2 separate regions of the Homo sapiens genome follow, and region 2 is linked to region 1. A link is a contact called in ENCODE Hi-C data. All regions are on one chromosome and are shown on one strand. The core of a region is the stretch at or near the end of the contact, and the rest is flanking DNA. Distances in the headings are between cores, read along the strand shown.

Region 1 (4,881 bases), core at 1,923-4,422:
TTTTTTTTTTTTTTTTTTTTTTGCCTGATCTCTGCATACATTTTGTATTGTGATATATATGGCTGGGTCCAACACCTAGGTATTATGAGTCTCCTGAATGGGCTCTGTTCAGAAAGGTATTATGACATATTCTTTTTTCTTCATCACTTAAATGTTGTGACTCTCCTTTTTTGACTAGAACCTGCTACAAAGGATAATTGTGAAATATCACTGGACCCAGCACCTAGGTGATGTGACTCTCCTTTTTGCCTGGGTCTCACATAATTTGGGTATTGTGATATATTGCTGAGACCAACATCTAGGGGGTGGGAAGCTCCTTTCTTGACCCTAACCACAGGAGCTTTGTGACATATCTCTGCATCCATGATCTAAATATGTGATTCTGTGTTTCTGCCTGCACCCTGCTAACAGAGAAGATTACGACAAATTTCTAAGTGCAGTGTATCTTGTTTATCTTGTGCTGACCTCCTATCTCATCCTGTGACTAAGAATGCCTAACCTGGGGAGGCAGCCAAGTAGGTTTCAGCATATTTCACACAGCTGCTATTCAAGATTGAGTTGCTCTGGTTTGAATGCCTCCAACATTAAGATCCACTATAAAATTATGAAAAAAGTCTAGAGTAAATGAGAATTAAATTAGGATGGGCTATTCTACCCTGGGTGCGGTGGCTTACTCCTGTAATCCCAGCACGTTGGGAGGCCAAGGCGGGCGAATCACCTGAGGTCAGGAGTTTGAGACCAGCCTGGCCAACATGGGGAAACCCCGTCTCTACTAAAAATACAAAAATTAGCCAGGTGTGGTAGCGCACATCTGTAATCCCAGCTACTCGGGAGGCTGAGGCAGGGGAATTGCTTGAACCCAGGAGGCGGAGGTTGCAGTGAGCTGAGATTGCACCACTGCACTCCAGCCTGGGTAATAGAGCGAGACTGTATCTCCAAAAAAAAAAAAAAAAATTTAGAATGGGCTATTCTGAAAGATGTAGCAATAATTATATTTGTGTTTATGAGTTTTTTTTATTAACCTCTACACTTGATAATGAAAGAGGTTTCCACTGCTAAAGGAAAATAAATCTCTTGATGCCAAAATTACTAAGCCACTAGAAAAGTCAAGTTGAGAACTATGTCAGGCAAATCTGCCTCCCATTTTATTTCTAAATAAGATAGCTACAAAGATAAAAAAGCTACATACTTTCTTTACAATTAGCCAACAAGGAAATTCCTTGAGAACCAAAGACAGACAGAACTCAGAGTCATTTCTCTGAGCCTCGCCTGAGACAAATGCACATCTGATTGCTTCCTCTGCACTGCTGTTAATTTAGATATGCAGGTTCACTGAGCCAGACTAAATTGTATTCAGTTGAATGCTTATCAAGGACTCAAGAATCCAGACTTTTATCTCTTATTTACTTATGACCTGGAAGCCCTCACCTCAAGTTGTCCTGCATTACTGGATCAAACCAAGAAAGAGAGAGAGGAAGGAGGAGGTGGAGAAGGAAAAAGGTAGGGAAGGAAGATCTTATACATATTGATTGATGTCTCATGCTTTCCTAAAATGTTTAAAAGCTGCTGGGCATGGTGGCTCACACCTGTAATCCCAGCACTTTGGGAGGCTAAGGCGAGCAGTTCACCAGGTCAGGAGACATCCTGGCTAACAGGGTGAAACCCTGTCTCTACTAAAAATACAAAAAATTAGCTGGTATTCATAGAAAATATAATTTTTAATTATCGAGTAATCTGAATAAATGAATATATCATAAAAAAATTAGCTGGGCATGGGGTCATGCACCTGTATCCCCAGCTACTTGGTAGGCTGAGTCAGGAGAATCGCTTGAACCTGGGAGGCGGAGGTTGCAGTGAGCCGAGATTGTGCCACTGCACTCCAGCCTGGTCGACAGAGCAAGACTCCGTCTCAAAAAAAAAAAAAAAAAAAAAAAAAAAGTAAGTGTAGGCAAATGTAGATGCAAATACACATCTGTTTACACAAATTCCTACTTTCAAAATCACAGAGAATGGTCACTTTTTAGCCTTTTTATGAATAAAATCCTGGATTCCATTTATTATTCCATTAGAACTTCTGTACCTATTTTGAAATTTGAGATTAAATTGTCTTTTGCTGAGTTTGCCCAGTTTATATTTCAAGTAATACTATATCATGGGAACACATTAGAGATTTTCTATATTTTTATGTTTTACATCAGTTTCTAAAACCTGGAAATTATCTTGTTTTGAATTTCTTATGAAAATGGAATACTATCCACTAAGAATATTCCATTAGCATACTGCAACTTAAAGTCAGGAGATCTAAACTTTTTCTGGTAACATTACCTATATTTAGTTTTTTAAAAAATGTTCTCTTTTTGTATATGCTTTTTAATTTGCTTTTAAAACATGTGCATAACATTTCCTTGAATTCTATTAATGGACCTCAATGCTTTAAAAAAATTTTTTGATAAAATAATTCAGTCTGAATGTGATGGTTCATGCCTATAATCCCAGTACTTTGGGAGGCTGACTTTGTAGGATTCATTGAGCCCAAGAGTTTGAGACCATTCTGGGCTATCTAGTGAGGCTTCATCTCTACAAATAAAAATATGATAACAAATTAGCTGAGCATGGGGCCACATGCCAGTGGTCCCAGCTACTCAGAAGGCTGAGACAGGTAAATTGCTCAAGCCTAGATTGCTGAGGCTGCAGTGAGCTGCAGTCATGACCCTGCACTCCAGCCTGGGTAACAGAGACTCCCTCTCAAGAATAAGAAAAACCCCACAGAGGATAAATAATAAAATATTCAATGTTTGTAATACTTCCTACTCAAAGGGCCAGAAGCCAGGAAGGTCATAAAAGCTGAAATTCAAAAACAATTGTTTTCATTTTTTAGTATCCATATAGTATATTACTTATAAGTGAAGATGACCTTATACACAAGGTTAAAGGCAAATACCCTCTGGGTTGGGCCTGCTCTGCTCAGGGAGGAAGCCCTGCCTGAAAAGGCGGCAGCCTAGGCTGTCATTCTTTCTTCTTTCAGCCCAGCGTCTGATCACATCTTTCATTCAGGGTTTGCGGGGGCAGGACCTTAGAAGTTATCCAATCAGGGACGCTGGGCTGGAAACCGTCCAATCAGGCACGGGGCAGGAGAGGACAGGGCGGCTTCCGGGATGTGGCGGGGCCTTTGTCTCTGGCTGCAGTTGGAGCTCTGCGTCTCGTCTTCGTTCTTCTGTGTCCTCTGCTGCTAGAGGTCCAGCCTCTGTGGCTCTGTGACCTGCGGGTATTGGGGGATCCACAGCTAAGACGCCAGGACCCCCCGGAAGCCTAGAAATGGTGAGAGTGCCGGTCCGACATCCCGAGAGGGGGAAGGGGCTGTGGCGTGACTCAGGCCTTCCCGCAGTCAGCTCCACAATCTGCGCGTGCCGGAGTTCTTGCCCAGCTCGGCCTCAATCCCCTTCAGCCATAAGATGGCGGCTGCTCTGGGAGGCAGCCCCGGGCGTCCTGTCTCTTCTCTGCGCAGTGACTGTGTCCCGGCCTGCAGCCCTCTGTGGGCAGCTCTGCAGCCGCAACGCGGCGTCTCTCCCAAATTGTGCAGGGGCCACAGGAGGGTCGTCAGGAGAGAATCCTGACTCGTGATGCAGTTTCATGAATAGGAAGAGCTTTGGTCCGTGGCATTTCTAGTCCCTCTTTTGGTCTATTAGAAACAGGAGAGTCGGCCGGGCGCGGTGGGTCACGCCTTTAATCCCAGCACTTTGGGAGGTCGAGGTGGGTGGATGACGAGGTGAGGAGTTCGAGAGCAGCCTGGCTAATATGGTGAACCCCGTCTATACTAAAAATACAAAAATTAGCTGGGCGTGGTGGCGCGCGCCTGTAATCGCAGCTACTAGGGAGGCTGAGACAGGAAAATCGCTTGAACCCAGGAGGCGGAGGATGCAGTGAGCCGAGATCGCGCCATTGCACTCCAGCCTGGGCCACAGAGTGAAACTCCCTCTGGAAAAAAAAAAAAAAAAAAACTAAACTAGATTTTCCTTTATTTCTGACATTCCCAAATGCCACCTTCTTCTCCGCAATTCACGTTATCAACTATTTTTTCTTTTTTTTCTTTTTTTTTTTTTTTTTGAGATGGACTTTCGCTTTTGCTGCCCAGGCTGGAGTGCAATGGTGCTATCTCGGCTCCCTGCAACCTCCGTCTCCCGGATTCAAGCGATTTTCTTGCCTCAGCCTCCTTAGTAGCTGGGATTACAGGTGCCTGCCACCACACCCAGCTAATTTTTTTTGTATTTTTAGTAAAGACGGGATTTCACTATATTGGCCAGGTGGTCTCGAACTCCTGAGCTCAGATGATCCACCCGCCTCAGCCTCCCAAAGTGCTAGGATTACAGCACTTAAAAATAGCCACCGAGCCGGGCTATTTTTTTTTTTTTTTTAGTGTACATTTTAGATACAGAGATACGTTTTAGATAAAGATATTTTAGATATCTGTATATTTTTGATACAGATATTTTAATTATTTTTTGAAAAATCATTGGATGGACTTAAATAAATTTTCCTTTCTTCTTTCCTTCTTCTTTCTTTCCTTCCTTCCTTCCTTCCTTCCATCTTTCCATCCTTGCTTCCATCCTTCCTCTCGCTTTGTTTCCCAGGCTGGAGTGCAATGGTGCAATCTCAGCTCATTGCAACCTCCCGGGTTCAACCGATTCTCCTGCCTCAGCCTCCCGAGTAGCTGGAATTACAGGCACCTGCCACCGTGCCTGGTTAATTTTTTTGTATTTTTAGTTGAGACAGGGTTTCACCTTGTTGGCCAAGCTGGTTTCGAACTCCTGACCTTGTGATCCACCCGCCTTGGCCTCCCAAAGTGCAAGGATTACAGGCGTGAGCCACCGAGTCCGGCCTAAA
Region 2 (4,702 bases), core at 697-3,196, 700 kb before region 1:
GGCTACGGAGGTGTTTCATGCATGACAATGACATTTGTCAAGTATATCAAGACAAATGATCAATGGACAAAAAGTGTGGCGCTCTGGGAGGGTGGGGGGGATCCATTTAAATAAGGAATGAGCTAGTGGTTACAGGAGGCTACATTCTTTTTTTGTTGTTTTTTTGATGAAGTCTCGCTCTTTCACCCATGCTGGAGTGCAGTGGTGCGATCTCAACTCGCTGCAGCCTACCAGGAGGCTACATTCTTAACCCTAGCAAATCACCTTATACTCAAAGAGCCAGGAAAAAGAGTATATGTACTAGGGGTTCTCCAAAGAAACAGTACTAATAGAGGAGAGAGAGAGAGAGATAATAAATAGATAGATGATATATAGATAGATAGGTGATAGATAGATGATCAATATATGATAGATGACAGATAGATGATAGATAATAGATGATTGATACACGATAGATGATAGATTATCAATATATGATAGATGATAAATAGATGAATGATAGATGATCGACAGATGAATAATAGATGATAGATGAATATGATAGATGATAGATGAATTATCGATATATGATAGATGATAGGTGATAGATGAATGATAGATGATAGATGAATGATAGATGACAGATAGATGAATGATCAATACATGATAGATGATAGATGAATGATCGATATATGATACATAGATGATAAATAGATGGATTATAGACAGATGAATGATAGATGATAGATGAATTATCGTTATATGATAGATAACAGATGACAGATAGATGATAGATAGATGAAAGATAGATGGATGAGATGAGATGATTTATGATGGGAATTAATGCATGGGATTATGGAGGTTCTTCTGAAATAAAATGGAAGTTTTGTCTTTGTGTCTGCTTGAGTACCTGCTCAGGAACCCTGACCGTAGTTCTAAGAATGCAACAAATTCTAATTTTTGGATTGCTAATTCAGGATTAAAGAGAATCCTGTACATTCCCACTTTATTATCAACCACCTTGAATGTGGAAAAAGGGACCTGTGAAATTATAGTTGAAGTGAGGGGTAAATATGGAGAAAAAGAAGGGAGCTTACCTGTATTCACTAGACTTTTATTTAGTTCCAGGGCTTATGAAGGGGCCCAAGAGAGTCAAAGCAGCTTTCTACAAATTCAGCTGTCACATTAATTTTCTCACACACTAGAGTTGCCACTTAAAAATATTAAAATAAAAAAACCAGTGTTGACCATCTAACAGGATTAGTTGACTCAGCTACTAAGTTACTAATTTGCTTCATTTTTGGAAGACATCCAGCATCTGAGAATTGGACTTTTCCTAGAAGTTCACTTGGTACCTTCGGATAAGTCCTGGTTCATCTGCAGAGGATCCGAGGGGAAAGCCTGATGGGACCCACGGCCGCTCTGAGAGGAAAGGGGTGCTGTTGGGTGCGGGAGGAGGAGCTGGGAAGCAGGAGAGCCCGGGACTGGATCCAGCTGGAAAGGGGGGCAAATGTGCTCCCGGAATCAGGGTAGGGACCCTCTAGGAATGGGGCGTTCCGAGAGGTAGGCGTCTGGAACATTGATTAGGGGTCCTTGGAGGTGATTTCTGGGAAGGGAAGGTCTGGGGCAGGGCTGTGAGGAGTCAGGAAAGAAACTGTGGAGTCCGTTCCTCACCCACCTCCTGAGCCCTAGGTTCCGAGGCTCCCAGGTCAGGGGGTTCAGTGGCGCAGGAGGGTCCAGGGCAGGAGTCGGTGAGTTGCCTCTCAGGTCCGCCTGTAAAGGAACTCTGACCCAGAGCGTGAGGGGGACCCAGGAAGCCGCTGCGCCCACCCAGGGAAAGCCCGCCCCACCCCATTGTCCCTGGATCCGGCGGCCCCGCCGCTTCCGTCCCTCTGGAGCGGGCGGCCCCGCCCCTCTTCCCAGAGTGGGCGGGGCAGCAATTGCCTGCTCAGCTTTCCTTGTGACGCCTCACACCCACCTGGACGCGCTGCTGCCTGGCCTCGCCTCCTTTCTCTGTCATCTTTCTCATCGACCAATGGACTTGGAGGATGGCGGCCACGCCCCCTATTCTGCGCTGTAGTAGGCCCTGGTTACGCCTCCTCTGGTCAGTCGCACAGTTGCGCGGTGGCCGACAGGAATTGTTCCCCAGTGGTAAGCCGCAATCTAGCTGACGTGGCCCCAACCCCACATTCCTTCCTGCCCTGCAATGTCTGAAGAAACCCTACAGAGCAAATTGGCGGCTGCAAAGAAAAAGGTACTATCGCCAGGTGATGGCCTCCCCCACCCAGCCCCAGAATCCCTCTGATGGCAGGACTGCGGCCAGAGCTCATGCCACTCCCGAGGCTTACTGGGCTGGGCCCCCAAGTGCCACTGGGCTCCCCCCATCAAAGTCTTGTCAGTCAGCCCCTCCCCTTAACAGCCCAGACCCTGCCTGGAGTGAGATTTGCTTATTTACCATGAAAGAGATCTTGGGAAACTGAACTTGACAGCTTGAATCTTCCTCATGTCTCAATCTGGGGGACTTTGAGTGTCACAGGGTAATATGGGGCATCTTTCTGAAGCATCAGTTTCCCTTGATTCTCTTCAGAGAGAAAAAACATTAATGGATTTAGGGATGACCGTCTCATAGATTTCTAAGAGTATACCAGACCTCTCTGAAATGAGGCTTGGGCTGTCCTCTTTCTGTTCAATTCCTAGATGTAACAGAAAGGCTGCCTTCTGCCGTGAGGACGCATGGGAAAAGAGTAACAGTAAAGAATCTGGTTTTTTGTGTGTGTGTTTTTTTGTTTGTTTGTTTGTTTTTGTTTTTTTAACCTTGCTCTGGAAGGGATGGGGTGTTTGGAGCCCATTCCTTTGGCCTTGGCTATTTGGACAGCGTTATTTTATAACTGTCCTTGAAATGAGCTTGCTAGGTGGAGGAAAACTTGTTCTTTTCTTTGTTTTTTTTAAACCCCTGCCTTGCCACATTCTGGGCCTTAGCTTTTACTTTTCTTGGAGTGAATACATGTAGTACTTATTATTATTTTTAAATTTTTGCCTCAGTTTCCCCCGTTTGATGATTTTTATGAAAGAAGTTTAATAGAAAGCATTACTATTACTTAGTTTTGCCTGAAGAGACAAGTTTTGTTTTTTTTTAACACAAAGGTTGATATTTACGCAGAGCTATTAGCTGAGTGTTGATTTTTCTAGCTACTATTGCCTCTATAGTTGATTGAATACTTCTAACAATGAGAGGTAACAGACAAGGGAGTATTAGGAAACTTTTTAGTGTGGCTAAAACCACTCCTATTAAAGTTTTGAACCCTCCAAAAAATGAAAACTAGCCTCCAAAGAGAGAATCTGGAGACTACTCTTTCCAAGTTTGAACTGGAACGTGGGCTAATTTTTTTATTTTTGTAGTTATTTTTATAATTGCTTTTTTATTATTTTTGATTTTCAGGCAACAATTAGTTAGATTGAATTTTTTACATACTCCTCCTTCGTGGGCTAGGGGGCAGACTAAAGTTAATCTGTTCTGATGGCGTTTTTTATTTTTGTGGTTTGCTGGGTTAGTAAACTTAATGCATTTGCTGTCTTATTAGTGATGATTTTAAGTACTGCCTGCAACCTTATGATGTGGTTAAGCATGTAAATAGGACTGCGGTATGCCTATGACTTATTTTGTGTCCAGGTAGCTGGCCTATAGTATTGAATTTTTTTTTTAGGGTGCCAATTTGTGCCTTTTTAATTTTTAATTTTTATATTTCTTCTTATATCTGTATTTTTTCAACTTTATTATAGATAAGATACCCTAAAGTTTCTCTCTGTTGCAGTGGGAGTAGGAAGAAAGACAGTCTAATTGTTCCAAGCACACAGGCCCCTGTTCATTTAGCTAGCAACTGTTGATATGCCCATGGCCCACAGATCTAATAAAGACCAGGGGATGCTTGCCAAGTATTTGGAGCTTCCAAATACTTGCAAATACTTCCAAATACTTGCTAAGTATTTGGATATTAAGTGTGGTTTAGAGAAGAGAAGCGGGAGAATGGGTCTGGATGGGGTGTTTTGTAGTTATCTCTGCCCTGCTACAAAGTTTTGTTTAATGTTTTATTATAATATTGCTGTTTTAAGCAGGTTAGTTCTCCTACTGGGTCTGTAAAAACTTTTCCCCAATGAGCAATACAGTATCTTTTAATAATAGAAGTTTTTAAGAGCCAGACGCTTGAACTTGTGGGCATCAGTCTGGGGAAAGAGTCAGTTAAAGTTATCTTGAGGCATTAACTCTTGCTTCCCAAGGCCATTGGTTTCCCATGTTAGTCCCTTTACAAACATAACATGAGGAAATGCCTAGGCTGCTGGCAATGTTTTCAGCCAGCTGAGCAAATAGGTTTTTGGTTAAAGGAGGAGGCTCTGGTAACTTCTGGTTTATATGTTCAAAGAATGACGTAAAGACTCGGAATTGCTGCTGGGCTGACTGCTTGGTTTGAGTCCTCTTTATAATGTATAAAGCTATTTTAGCTTTTTGACTGTAGCTTCGTAATGTCATGGAGTAACCTGTAGTCCATATAGGTATATCTGGCTTTAAGATAGTAAGATTTATAGGACTGTAAGTGTTTGTCTTACAATTTGGTTTTGCTGGTATTTTGATGAGCAAGATTCGCTTTGGCCTCGGTGATGATCCGTCAGTGAACTGCGTTGTGCAGTTCCAGCAAACTATTGCTAGGGCCTTGGAGGGACAAACAGG

Evidence for each region. A loop is a pair of places that touch in the nucleus more often than their neighbours do. Pooled maps may share reads with other maps.
Region 2: a loop to region 1 is called in a map of ascending aorta, with 5 times the contacts of the local background. The contact joins the promoter of LINC01233 here to the promoter of ZNF43 in region 1. A Hi-C loop is called at or near these places in 2 of 168 maps with a recorded cell type or tissue (ascending aorta and sigmoid colon) and 8 of 50 pooled maps.

Annotation. Positions count from the first base shown.
Region 1 is chr19:21,834,473-21,839,353 of GRCh38, reverse strand. It overlaps ZNF43 (zinc finger protein 43), which reads left to right and starts at 3,172. Exons shown (of 4, transcript NM_003423.4): 1 at 3,172-3,318. The coding sequence starts at 3,316. RefSeq lists enhancers at 2,135-3,107, 3,219-3,378, 3,399-3,448, 3,489-3,578, 3,108-4,081.
Region 2 is chr19:22,529,870-22,534,571 of GRCh38, reverse strand. LINC01233 (long intergenic non-protein coding RNA 1233) reads right to left here and starts at 1,946. Exons shown (of 2, transcript NR_110664.1): 1 at 1,658-1,946; 2 at 1,078-1,356. It overlaps LOC105376917 (a long non-coding RNA gene), which reads left to right and starts at 2,087. Exons shown (of 2, transcript NR_160728.1): 1 at 2,087-2,233.